Regions from separate parts of the Homo sapiens genome. Here region 2 is linked to region 1. A link is a loop called in an ENCODE intact Hi-C map of the cell type or tissue named here. Cell type or tissue: mammary epithelial cell. All regions are shown on one strand. Links, peaks and the distances in the headings refer to the core of each region. The heading gives the core; the rest is flanking DNA. Region 1 overlaps ETHE1 (ETHE1 persulfide dioxygenase). Region 2 has its middle 4.4 kb from the start of KCNN4.

Region 1 (5,373 bases), core at 306-5,305:
AATGTGAAAGTGATACATTTTATTTCTTTTTTTCATTTGTCTTTTTTTTTCTTCAGTAAAGATGGGCTCTCACTATGTTGACCAGCCTGGTCTTGAACTCCTGGCCTCAAGCAATCCTCCCATCTCAGCCTCTCAATGTGCTGGGATTACAGGCATGAGCCACTGCACCAAGCCAAAAGTGATACACTTTCAATAGAAATCATATTCCATGCACCCATACAGCCATTCTGTTTTTCACTTTCAATTCAGTATTCAATAAATTACATGAGATATTCAACACTCTTGTATAAAATACAAGGCTTTGTGTTAGATGAGTTTGCCCAACTGTAGGCTAATGTAAATGTTCTGACCACTTTAAGGTAAAGTAGGCTAACCTATAATGTTCAGTAGGTTAAATGTATTAAATGCGGCCAGGCACGGTGGCTCACGCCTGTAATCCCAGCACTTTGGGAGGCCGAGGCAGGTAGATTACTTGAGGTCAGGAATTTGAGACCAGACTGGTGAACATGGTGAAACCCCATCCATACTAAAAATACAAAAATTAGCCGAAGCCAGGCACGGTGGCTCGCCTAATCGCGACACTTTGGGAGGCCAAGGCAGGTGGATGACCTGAGGTCAGGAGTTCAAGATCAGCCTCGCCAACATGGTGAAACCCCATCTCCACAAAACATACAAATATTAGTCAGGCGTGGTGGTGATGTCTGTAATCCCAGCTACTCGGGAGGCTGAGGCAGGAGAATTGCTTGAACCCAGGAAGCGGAGGCTGCAGTGAGCTGAGATCACGCCACTGCACTCCACCCTGGGTGACAGAGTGAGACTCCGCCTCAAAAAAAAAAAAAAAATTAGCCAAGCATGCCAAGCGTGGTGGCACATGCCTATAGTCCCAGCTACTGGGGAGGCTGAGGCAGTAGAATTGCTTGAACTTGGGAGGCAGAGGTTACAGTGAGCAGAGATCATGCCACTGCATTCCAGCCTGAGTGACAGAGCAACACTCCGTCTCAAAAAAAAAAAACAAAAAACAAAAGTCAATATCCTCAGCTTGGGTGACAGAGCGAGACTGTCTCAAAAAAAAAAGTCAATATCCTGGGGCAAAAGGATATGAAACTGTTCTAGATCCAAAAAGATTTTTGATAAATAAAAAATAATAAATAAATAATAAAAAAGAAAACAAAACAAAAAGAAAAGAAGGAAAAAGAAAACACAAACACACACACAAAAGAGACTAAATAGACATAATGGCCAAACACTAAGCTCAATTGTATCCTGGTTCCTAAAAACAGCCGTAGGCTGGGCACCGTGGCTCACACCTATAATTACAGCACTTTGAGTCACCGAGAGGGGAAGATCATTTGAGCCCAGGAGATTGAGACCAGCCTGGGCAACATGGTGAGATCCTATCTCTACCAAAAAAAGAAAGAAAAAAGAAAAAAAAAGCTGTAAAAATTATTCCTCGGGTAATTGGAGACATCTGAACACAGCTGAATATTTAATAATGATATAAAGTTACTGCATATTGGCCGGGCGTGGTGTCTCACGCCTGTAATCCCAGTACTTTGGGAGGCCGAGACGGGCGGATCACGAGGTCAGGAGATCGAGACCATCCTGGCTAACATGGTGAAACCCCGTCTCTACTAAAAATACAAAAAAAAAAATTAGCTGGGCGTGGTGGTGGGCGTCTGTAGTCCCAGCTACTCGGGAGGCTGAGGCAGGAGAATGGCATGAACCCGGGAGGCGGAGCTTGCAGTGAGCCGAGATCGCACCACTGCACTCCAGCCTGGGCGACAGAGCGAGACTCTTGTCTCAAAAAAAAAAAAAAAAAAAAAAAGTTACTGCATATTTTGTTAGACGTGACAAAGGTTTTGTAAAAGAGGAAGTCTCAAAGTATAGCCTAGAGAACCCTGACATTCTGCAAAATCAAAACGATTTTTGGACTTTTTGCCCATTTTCACTCGCATTCCCCAAAAACATTTGGGGGAGAGGGGCGCGGTTCTAAAAGTTTCATGACCTATAGTGACATAATTGCTCTGATGGCTGATGAAATTTGTGCTTGTTTTTTTTTTTTTTTTTTTTTTTTTTTTTTGAGACAGTCTTGCTCTGTGGCCCAGGCTGGAGTGCAGTGGTGCGATCTCGTCTCACTGCAACCTCTACCTCCTGGGTGTTCAAGTGATTCTCATGCTTCAGCCTCCTGAGTAGCTGGGATTACAGGAGCGTGCCACCATGCCCGGTTAATTTTTGTATTTTTAGTAGGGACGGGGTTTCATCATGTTGGCCAGGCTGATCTCAAACTCCTGACCTCGGGTGATCCGCACACCTCGGCTTCCCAAAGTGCCAGGATTACAGGCGTGAGCCACCGCGCCCGGCCTGTGCTTGTGTATTGTTATATTTTGTACTATTATTTCAATGTAGATTTTAAAAAATTCAAAATAAGAAATTGTGGGTGGGGAACATATAACATCTTGACCTAAAGCAGCCTTCATTGTCCCTGAAACTTGTCGAGTGATTTCCGCAACAGCCCAGCCTGCCTAACCCCAAATTCTTTCAACAAATTCATTCTTCCCTTCCATGATGCATCATGTCTGTGACACATCCCCAGAGCTTTTCTTTCATCTGTTGCCTGCAGCAGCTAAACCTGAAACTACCCCCATCAAAGAAACATAACCCAGAAGGAATCCTGTAAAGCATTCAGCTTGCTGGCCTTGGAGTTCCCACGGCCTACACTGCCCCCTGGTGGCAAGTAAGCTCTCAGCTTCTTTTCCATTTGGTTCCCAAGTTCTTTCCCTTCATTACTCAAAACTATAGTAAACACCTCTTATCTGCCTGGGATACATTTCAAGACCCGGAGTGGATGCCTAAAACCGCAGATAGTACAGAACCCTACACACTATGCTTTTTCCTATACATACGCACCTATGATAGAGTTTAATTTATAAATTAGGCACATTAATAAATCAATAATAACTAATAATAAAATAGAACAATTACAGCAAGGCATGATGGTGCACGTCTGTAGGCCCAGCTACTTGGGAGGCTGAGGCGGGAGGATCACCTTAGCCAGGGTTCAATACCAGCCTGGACAACATAGCGAGACCCCCACCCAAAAAAAAAAAAAAAAGAATAGGTCGGACACAGCAGCTCAAACCTGTAATCTTAGCACTTTGGGAGGTCAAGGCAGGTGGATCACTTGAGGTCAGGAGTTCGAGACCAGCCTGGCCAACATGGTGAAACCCCATCGCTACTAAAAATCTTTTAAAAATCAATTAGCTGGGTGTGGTGGCACTCGCCTGTAAATCCAGCTACTGCTACTCGGGAGGCTGAGGCAAGAGAATCGCTTGAACCCAGGAGGCAGAGGTTGCAGTAAACCAAGATTGTGCCACTGTACGCCAGCCTGGGCAACAGAGTGAGACTCCATCTCAAAAGAAAAAAAGATGAAGTGATGGATGGTTAGAGATGTACACTGTAAAAAAAAATTTTAAGCCTGGTGCAGTGGCTCACTCTAATCCCAGCACTTTGGGAGGCCAAGGAGGGAGGATTGCCTGAGCCCAGGAGGTCGAGGCCAGCCTGGGCAATGTGGCAAAACTCTGTCTTTACAAAAAACACAAAAACTAGCCAGGAGTGGTGGTGCACACCTGTAGTTCCAGCTATTTGGAAGCCTGAGGCAGGAGGATCGCTTGAGCCAGGAGGTTGAGGCTGCAGTGAGCTATGATTGCACCACTGCACTCCAGCCTGGATGACAAAGTGAGACCCTGTCTCAAAAAAAAAAAAAAATTTTTTTTCAGCTTTTCTCTATGCTTGAAATTTTTCATAATAAAATGTTGGAAGAAAAATTACTCGTTTCACAATGTTAAAAGGAGGAAGTATTGAAACCCACACTTGAGCCACATAAGAATCAATGGTGGAGCTTTTAAAACATGCCAATTCCTTGTGTCCACCCAGAACAATTAAATCAGACTCTCTGATTCTAAGGGACCTGGGGGATCAGTGTTTTCAGCAGTACTTCTCTAAGCCAGCATATTTAACAGCAAACCTAACTTTCTGATTCGGCCACCCTGTGGCAGCTAAGATGTTCACTTCTCAATCAGTTTATTAAAAAAAGAAAACTTGGGCCAGGTGCGGTGGCTCACTCCTGTAATCCCTGCATTTTGGGAGGCTGAGGCACGCAGATCACTTGAGGCCAGGTGCTCACGACCAGCCTGGCAGTATGGCGAAACCCCATCTCTAATAAAAACATAAAATTTAGCCAGATGTGGTGGTGCGCACCTGTAATCCCAGCTACTGGAGAGGCTGAGGCAGAAGGATCACCGAAAGGCGGAGGTTGCAGTGAGCCGAGACTGCGCCACTGCACTCTAGCCTGGGTGACAGAGTGAGGCTCTGTCTCAGAAAAAAAAGAATTACTCCTGTTTTGGCGATCCACTGCCTTGTAGCGTCATCATGTATTAAACAGTCCCCTGCTGTGTACTTTGTCCCCTGCCCTACACCCCTGCTGTCTTTTGTGCACATGAGCAAGGGTGTCTCTGGGCTTCACACCTAGAAGGGGAACCTCTGGGTTGGAGATCCTGAAGGCAGCCAGCTAATCCTTGAAACAGCCTCAAGAGGAAGGTGCTGTGATAAACCCTGTGTTTTAGCGCAGGGAACTGAGGCTCCCAGAGGGAGGCAGAGATTGCAGTGAGCCAAGATTGTGCCACTGCACTCCAACCTGGGGGACAGAGTGAGACTCTGTCTCTAAAAAAAAAAAAAAGAAAGAAAGAAAACTCATTCTACAATGAAACCACTTAAATTTGTCCCATCTTTTATGTAAGATGAACAACCAGTTCAAGAAACTGGGAGTTTCTATGAAAATTAAACATTTGTCGACTCAGTGACCCAGAAAATCCAGTCCTTAGAATTCATGACAATGTTCCCTAAGATATTAGCAGAAGAATCTTCATAGCAGCATTATTCGTGGTAGCCAAAAACTGAATAATCAGAAGGAAAATAGGGTGTAGTGGCTCATGCCTGTAATTCACTTTGTACTTTGGGAGGCTGAGGCAAGGAGGATCGCTTGAGCCTAGGAGCCACCACAACCTGCCCATTTTGTAGGGCAAAAATTATGGCCAGTGGACCAAATTTGGCCTGCCATCAGTTTTTGTAAGGCCTGTAAGCTAAGAATCATTTTAACTTTTTTTCACATTGAAAACTATCAAAGTAACATGTAAAAACTAGATGGGGCTCACACCTGTAATCCCAACACTTTGGGAGGCCGAGGCAGGAGGGTTGCTTGAGGCCTGGAGTTTGAGACCAATCTGAGCAACACAGCAAGACTCAGTCTCTACAAAAAATTGTTTAAAAATTAGCTGGGCATGGTGGCACATGCCCATAGTCCCAGCTACTCAGGAG
Region 2 (5,373 bases), core at 1-5,000, 270 kb after region 1:
GAGCCACTCATGGATCTGTACACCATACGCTCCGACACAGATCAAACCCTCCTGTGGAGACACACAGGCATGCACTGACCTGGTGACGCACATCACCTCCCAGCATCATGCACTGAACTGGTGACACTGCCCTTGGCCTCATGCACACCCCTCTGCAAGGAACCTGCGGACACAACCCTCCCCCTCCTTGTGTCCTAGGTCGTGTGGGACCCTGGACCCACCAGCCCCAGGGAAGCGAGACACGCACAGACATGTCTGACTGCACACCAAGGCAGCCCACACAAACACACCCAGAGACACCAAACCATACACATGGACACGCCCAGTGGCAAAAACACAACCCTTGCGGGGGCTCCGCCCCTCGGCACACACAATTACCCACTCGGCGAGACTTGGCGGGAGAGGGCTGGAGACACACCCGGGCGCGCCCAGACACCACACATGCGTCCACTTGGGGAAAGTGCAGCCGCCGGGCACTCCTGAGCCTGCAGCCTGGGCACCCCTGCCCACTGGCCGCCCGGCTCGCTGCGTCTCTCTCCTCCCTCTCCGGCTCTTTCTCTGGTTCTTTGGGACTTGCTTCCTGTCTCAGTCTCTCCTGATCTGGAAACCTCCGCGTTTGTCTTTTTTTTTTTTTTTTTTTTTTTTGAGATAGAGTCTTGCTCTGTCTCCCATGGCTGGAGTGCAGTGGCACGATCTCGGCTCACTGCAACCTCCACCTCCCAGGTTCAAGCAATTCTCCTACCTCAACCTCCCGAGTAGCTGATATTACAGGTGTGCACCACCACACCCAGCTAATTTTCGTATTTTTAGTAGAGACGAGGTTTCACCATGTTGGCCAGGCTGGTCGTGAACTTCTGACCTCAGGTGATCCACCCGCCTCGGCCTCCCAAAGTTCTGGGATTACAGGCGTAAGCCACCGTGCCTGGCCAGGTTTGTCTTTATCTCTGTCTCTGTTCTTCTCTCCTGGTACCTTTGTCTCTCTCTGTCTCTCTTCACTCTGTCTCTCTGTCTCTGCCTCTCTTAGCCTCTCTGTGTCTCTCTCATCGCTCTGTCCCTTTCTCCATCTTCGTGTCCCTCTCTGCTCCTCTGTTTCCTTCTTTCCCCGTCACTGTCTCTCTGTCATGTCTCTCTCTGTGTTCATCATTGCCTGTGTCTCTGTCATCGTGTCTCACTCTGTCTCCATCTCTCCGTCTCTAGGGCCCTCTGTTTTTGTCTGTCTCTTGCTGAATCGGTGTTTCTCTCCGTCTCTGTTTCACTCTCTCCCTGCCTCCTGGTCTCCTCTTGGGTCTCTCTCTCTCTCTCCGGGCCTCTCTATGCTTGTCTCTGCCTCAGTTTCTCTCTGCTGTTCACTGGCACATCTACGGACAGCCTGGTTCCTTCCGGTTCTACCCCAGTCCCACTCAGGGGTTGAGGGCCAGTGATCCAGAGACTGTGGCCACCCAAGGGTCAGAAGCCACTAAATAGCGCTCCAGCTGCGGCCATGCCATGGCATCTGTGCCCCAGTTCAGGCACTTGTGAAAAACGGAGACAGAGACTGACACAGAGGGAGAGAGAGATAATCAGAGAGACCTCGAGGCATTCAGCCAGGGATGGTGGGGGCATGTATTAAAAAAAATCAAAGAGACCCACAGGTGCAGAGAAACCGGAAAACACAATCAAGACACGGAAGTTAGAGCACAGAGAAATTTTGTCTCCAAATAGGCCATGACTGAAAGAGAAAAACAGCAAAGGATGGGCATGGACATGCCTGGGTGGCAGTGATGGGGTTACAGTGGGAAGGGCACCTGCCTTCAAACTGCAGTCCTGGGATGCAGGGGTCAGTCCTAGGAAACTGCTTCACTCCTCAGCCAGCTGCCTCCAGCCCAGGGAGGGGCCAAGGGGGGAGGGCGAGGTGACTCAGGGCCTCAGGGCTTCTTGTGACTCACCCTTGGTCTCAATCCTAGAATGGGGAGTGGAGGGAGAGAGGGGTTTGTGTAAAAGAGAGGGAGAGGGAATAGTAGAGGACCTCAAAATGCCTAAGAGGAAGGGTCCAGGAGGAAGAAGCTGGGGGTCTGGACTCCTGGTTCTGAGGGAGGAGGGGGTCTGAGGGAGGAGGGGCTGGGGTCTGGACTCCTGGGTCTGAGGAAGGAGGGGATGGGGTCTGGACTGCTGGTCTGAGAGAGGAGGGGCAGGGGGTCTGGACTCCTGGTTCTGAGGGAGGAGGGGGGCTGGGGTCTAGACTGCTGGTCTGAGAGAGGAGGGGCTGGATCTGGACTCCTAGGTCTGAGGGAGGAGGGGCTGAGGCCTGGACTCCTGGGTCTGAAGGAGGAGGATCTGGGGTCTGGACTCCTGAGTCTGAGGGAGGAGGGCTGGGGCCTGGACTGCTGGTCTGAGGGAGGAGGTGCTGGGGTCTGGACCCCTGGGTCTGAGGGAGGAGGGGCTGGGTCTCATACACTGGAAGAACTGATTCCAGAGTCTCCAGGATTTTTCCTTGGCCTTGTCCCAGCTGCACCACCTCTGTCGCAGCCCCATCTCCGGGCCTGGAAAGAACCCAGGTGCCTCGGGGCCCAGCAGGAAGGGGCCAGGGACAAAGAGTTGTTTAACTGGGCAGGCTGGTGAAGGAGAGTGAAGAGGGTGTCTCAGGCGGAAAGGTCATTCATCGCCCAAGGCTTGTGCAGGGAAAGGCAGGGCTGAGCCCCGAGGAAGAGATCCTGAAAGTCAGAGGTCAGTGGCGGCAAATCCTCCACCGCCATCTCTGGGACCTTGGAGCCTGGAAGCTCCAGGGCTTATAAATACTGTCACCTAGTGTTCACTTAGGCAACTGCAGACACTCTCCCTGTCCAGCCTGGTTTCTTGCCAACATAGAGCAAAACACCTACTGAGTGCCAGGCACTGCTCAAGGAGTTGGCGATATGTAATGAACAAAAATGGACAAAATTCTTGCTCTTGTGGAGTTTCCAGGCTAAAGGAGGGAGACCTCGTGATTCCATCAATCTCAGTCTCTTCTTTGCTCTCAGTCTTCATTTTTCTCTCTGTATATCATTGTCCTTGTTTTTTCTTTCTTTCTCTTTTTCTTTCTTTCTTCTTTCTCTCTCTCTTTCTTTTTTCTTTTCTTTCTTTCTTTCTTCTCTCTCTCTCTTTTTAATTAAAAAACATTTTTTTGGTCATAAAATCAGTTCCCACTATGTTGCCAGGCTGGTCGCGAACTCCTGGTCTCAAGCCATCCTCCTGCCTCGTCCTCCTAAGGTGCTGGAATTACAAGTGTGAGCCACTGCGCCTTGTCTTGCTTCTCTGTTTCTATCTCCTGGTCTTAGTCTCCAAGTGCATGCTTTTCTCCTTTCTCCTTTTTTCTTCATTTCTGCTTTTATTTTCTTCTTTGTATCTCTGTGTTCCCCGCCAGTTAAAAATGTATGTATATTATGTTATTACACAGAGACATACACCCACACTCTATATATAGTATATGCAGATATGTAGTATAGTATATGGCATAGTATACAGATGTATAGTGTATACAGATGTATATGATATACAGATATCTATATCTCACAATATGGAAGTCTAGAGACCTCGGTTTAAGCCTCGATGTGACCACTGACTTTATTCATTCATTCATTCATTCATTCAAGACAGAGTCTCGCTCTGTCACCCAGGCTGGAGTGCAGTGGCACGATCTTGGCTCACTGCAACCTCCACCTCCTGGATGCAAGCGATTCTCCTGCCTCAGACTCCCAAGTAGCTGGTACTACAGGCATGCACCACCACACCAGGCTAATTTTGGTATTTTTAGTAGAGACGGGGTTTCACCATGCTAGCCAGGCTGATCTTGAACTTCTGACCTCAGATGATCCACCTGCCTCAGCCTCCCAAAGGGCTGAGATTAGAGGGATGAGACACCACCCCCGGCCTAACTTTATTTTTGTATGGAATATGTTATACGTACAGCCTGGTTTAGAGACAAACCTGAGTTCAAACCTAGTTGCCATCCATAGTTGTGTGCTCTGTGAAACTTGTAAAAGAGGGATTATGTTTCCTATGTGACAGGGCTGCTTGAGGCTTAGGTGAGAGAGAATGTCTGGAGCCCTAACAGCAGGCCTGGTCTATGTTAAAGTCTTGTGATACATTGTCTCCCAAGTTGCCTGCCAGTGACTCCTCCCTTCCCTGCACTGGCAGGTGGCTTCTCCCACGAAAAGGAACAGTATGTTCCTTCTCCTTCAGTCTATCTGGCTCATGACTTGCTTTGACTAATAGAATGTGGCAAATATGACACTGAACCAGTTCCAGGTCCAGATGTTAAGGAAACTAGAAGCTTCTGCTTTTGTACCCTTAGAACTAGAAGACCACCATGCTGTAAGGAAGCCCAAGCTAGTCACATGGAGAGGCCATGCAGGGAGAATGAAGCTATCTTGGCTAAAGCCCCAGTCCTGTCCTAACAGAATGCAACCATGTGAATGACTTCAGGAGAGACCAGCAGAAATGCCCAGTCAAGCCTCAATCATGAGATTGTTTATTTTAAGACACTAACTTTTGGAGCGGGTTGTTACACAATAAAAAGTAGATTATTATACCCTTATGTTCATATCTGCATGTTTGAAGTTTTCCATAATAAAAAATATATATATATGGGCCAGGCATGGTGGCTCACGCCTGTAATTCCAGCACTTTGGGAGGCTGAGGCAGGCAGATCACTTAAGGCCAGGAGTTCAAGTCCAGCCTGGCCAGCATGGCGAAACCTCATCTCTACTAAAAATACAAAAAAAATTAGCCAGGCGTGGTGGTGGGCACCTGTAATCCCAGCTACTCAGGAGGCTGAGGCATGAGAATCACTTGAACCTGGGAGGCAGAAGTTGCAATGAGCCAAGATCGTGCCATTGCACTCCAGCCTGGGTGACAGAGTGAGACTTCAACTAAAAAAAAAAAAGTATATGCATATGTATGTATATGTGAATAGATAATAAAATAATAAAATGTATAATGCAAATTGCACTCCATACACTGCAGCTAGCATCATTTTGCTCCTAATTTTTTTGCCTATGAGCCTTTCTTGGTCAGTCTCAGCTTGGGTCTCAATTTTCTTGTCTGTCTTTCTCTATTGCTTTCTTTCTGTGTGTCTATTCCTATCTTGGCGAAACTCCTCCCATCACTTTCCTTTGCATTTACTTTGCTTTATCACATTGGCCTTGTTGCTGATTCTCAAACATACCAAGCTTTTTTCTGCCTCTGGGTCTTAGCATTTTCTGTTCCCTCTTCCTGAATGCTTGCACCTCCACTCTCTTCATGGGGCATTCCCTCACTTCATTCAGTTCTCTGCTCAAATATATATATGAATTATTATATATATTATAATAGTATACAATATATAATATCATATAACATATAATAAAAATAATACAT

What was found. Peaks named below come from ENCODE experiments on the same cell type or tissue, not always from the same donor. Only the 100,000 strongest peaks of a DNase experiment are listed, where the experiment ranks them.
Region 2: it touches region 1 in a loop (2.6-fold over the local background); 11 of 110 quality-filtered maps call a loop at or near these places.

The regions. Positions count from the first base shown.
Region 1 is chr19:43,516,950-43,522,322 of GRCh38, forward strand. The region is part of intron 3 of ETHE1 (ETHE1 persulfide dioxygenase); the gene reads right to left. Among named protein-coding and RNA genes, the nearest start is that of ETHE1, 7.6 kb to the right of the region's middle. In mammary epithelial cell, for the core only: a CTCF peak has its summit at 2,727 (motif pointing left); a DNase peak (open chromatin) is centred at 2,632; H3K27ac peaks cover 873 bases.
Region 2 is chr19:43,782,710-43,788,082 of GRCh38, forward strand. No RefSeq gene overlaps it. Among named protein-coding and RNA genes, the nearest start is that of KCNN4, 4.4 kb to the left of the region's middle. RefSeq lists enhancers at 3-52, 193-362, 1,708-2,002, 1,990-2,491, 2,492-2,991, cis regulatory regions at 30-496, 2,497-2,944 and a silencer at 1,708-2,002. In mammary epithelial cell, for the core only: a CTCF peak has its summit at 2,789 (motif pointing left); DNase peaks (open chromatin) are centred at 92, 282, 1,892 and 2,762; H3K4me3 peaks cover 516 bases; H3K27ac peaks cover 2,909 bases.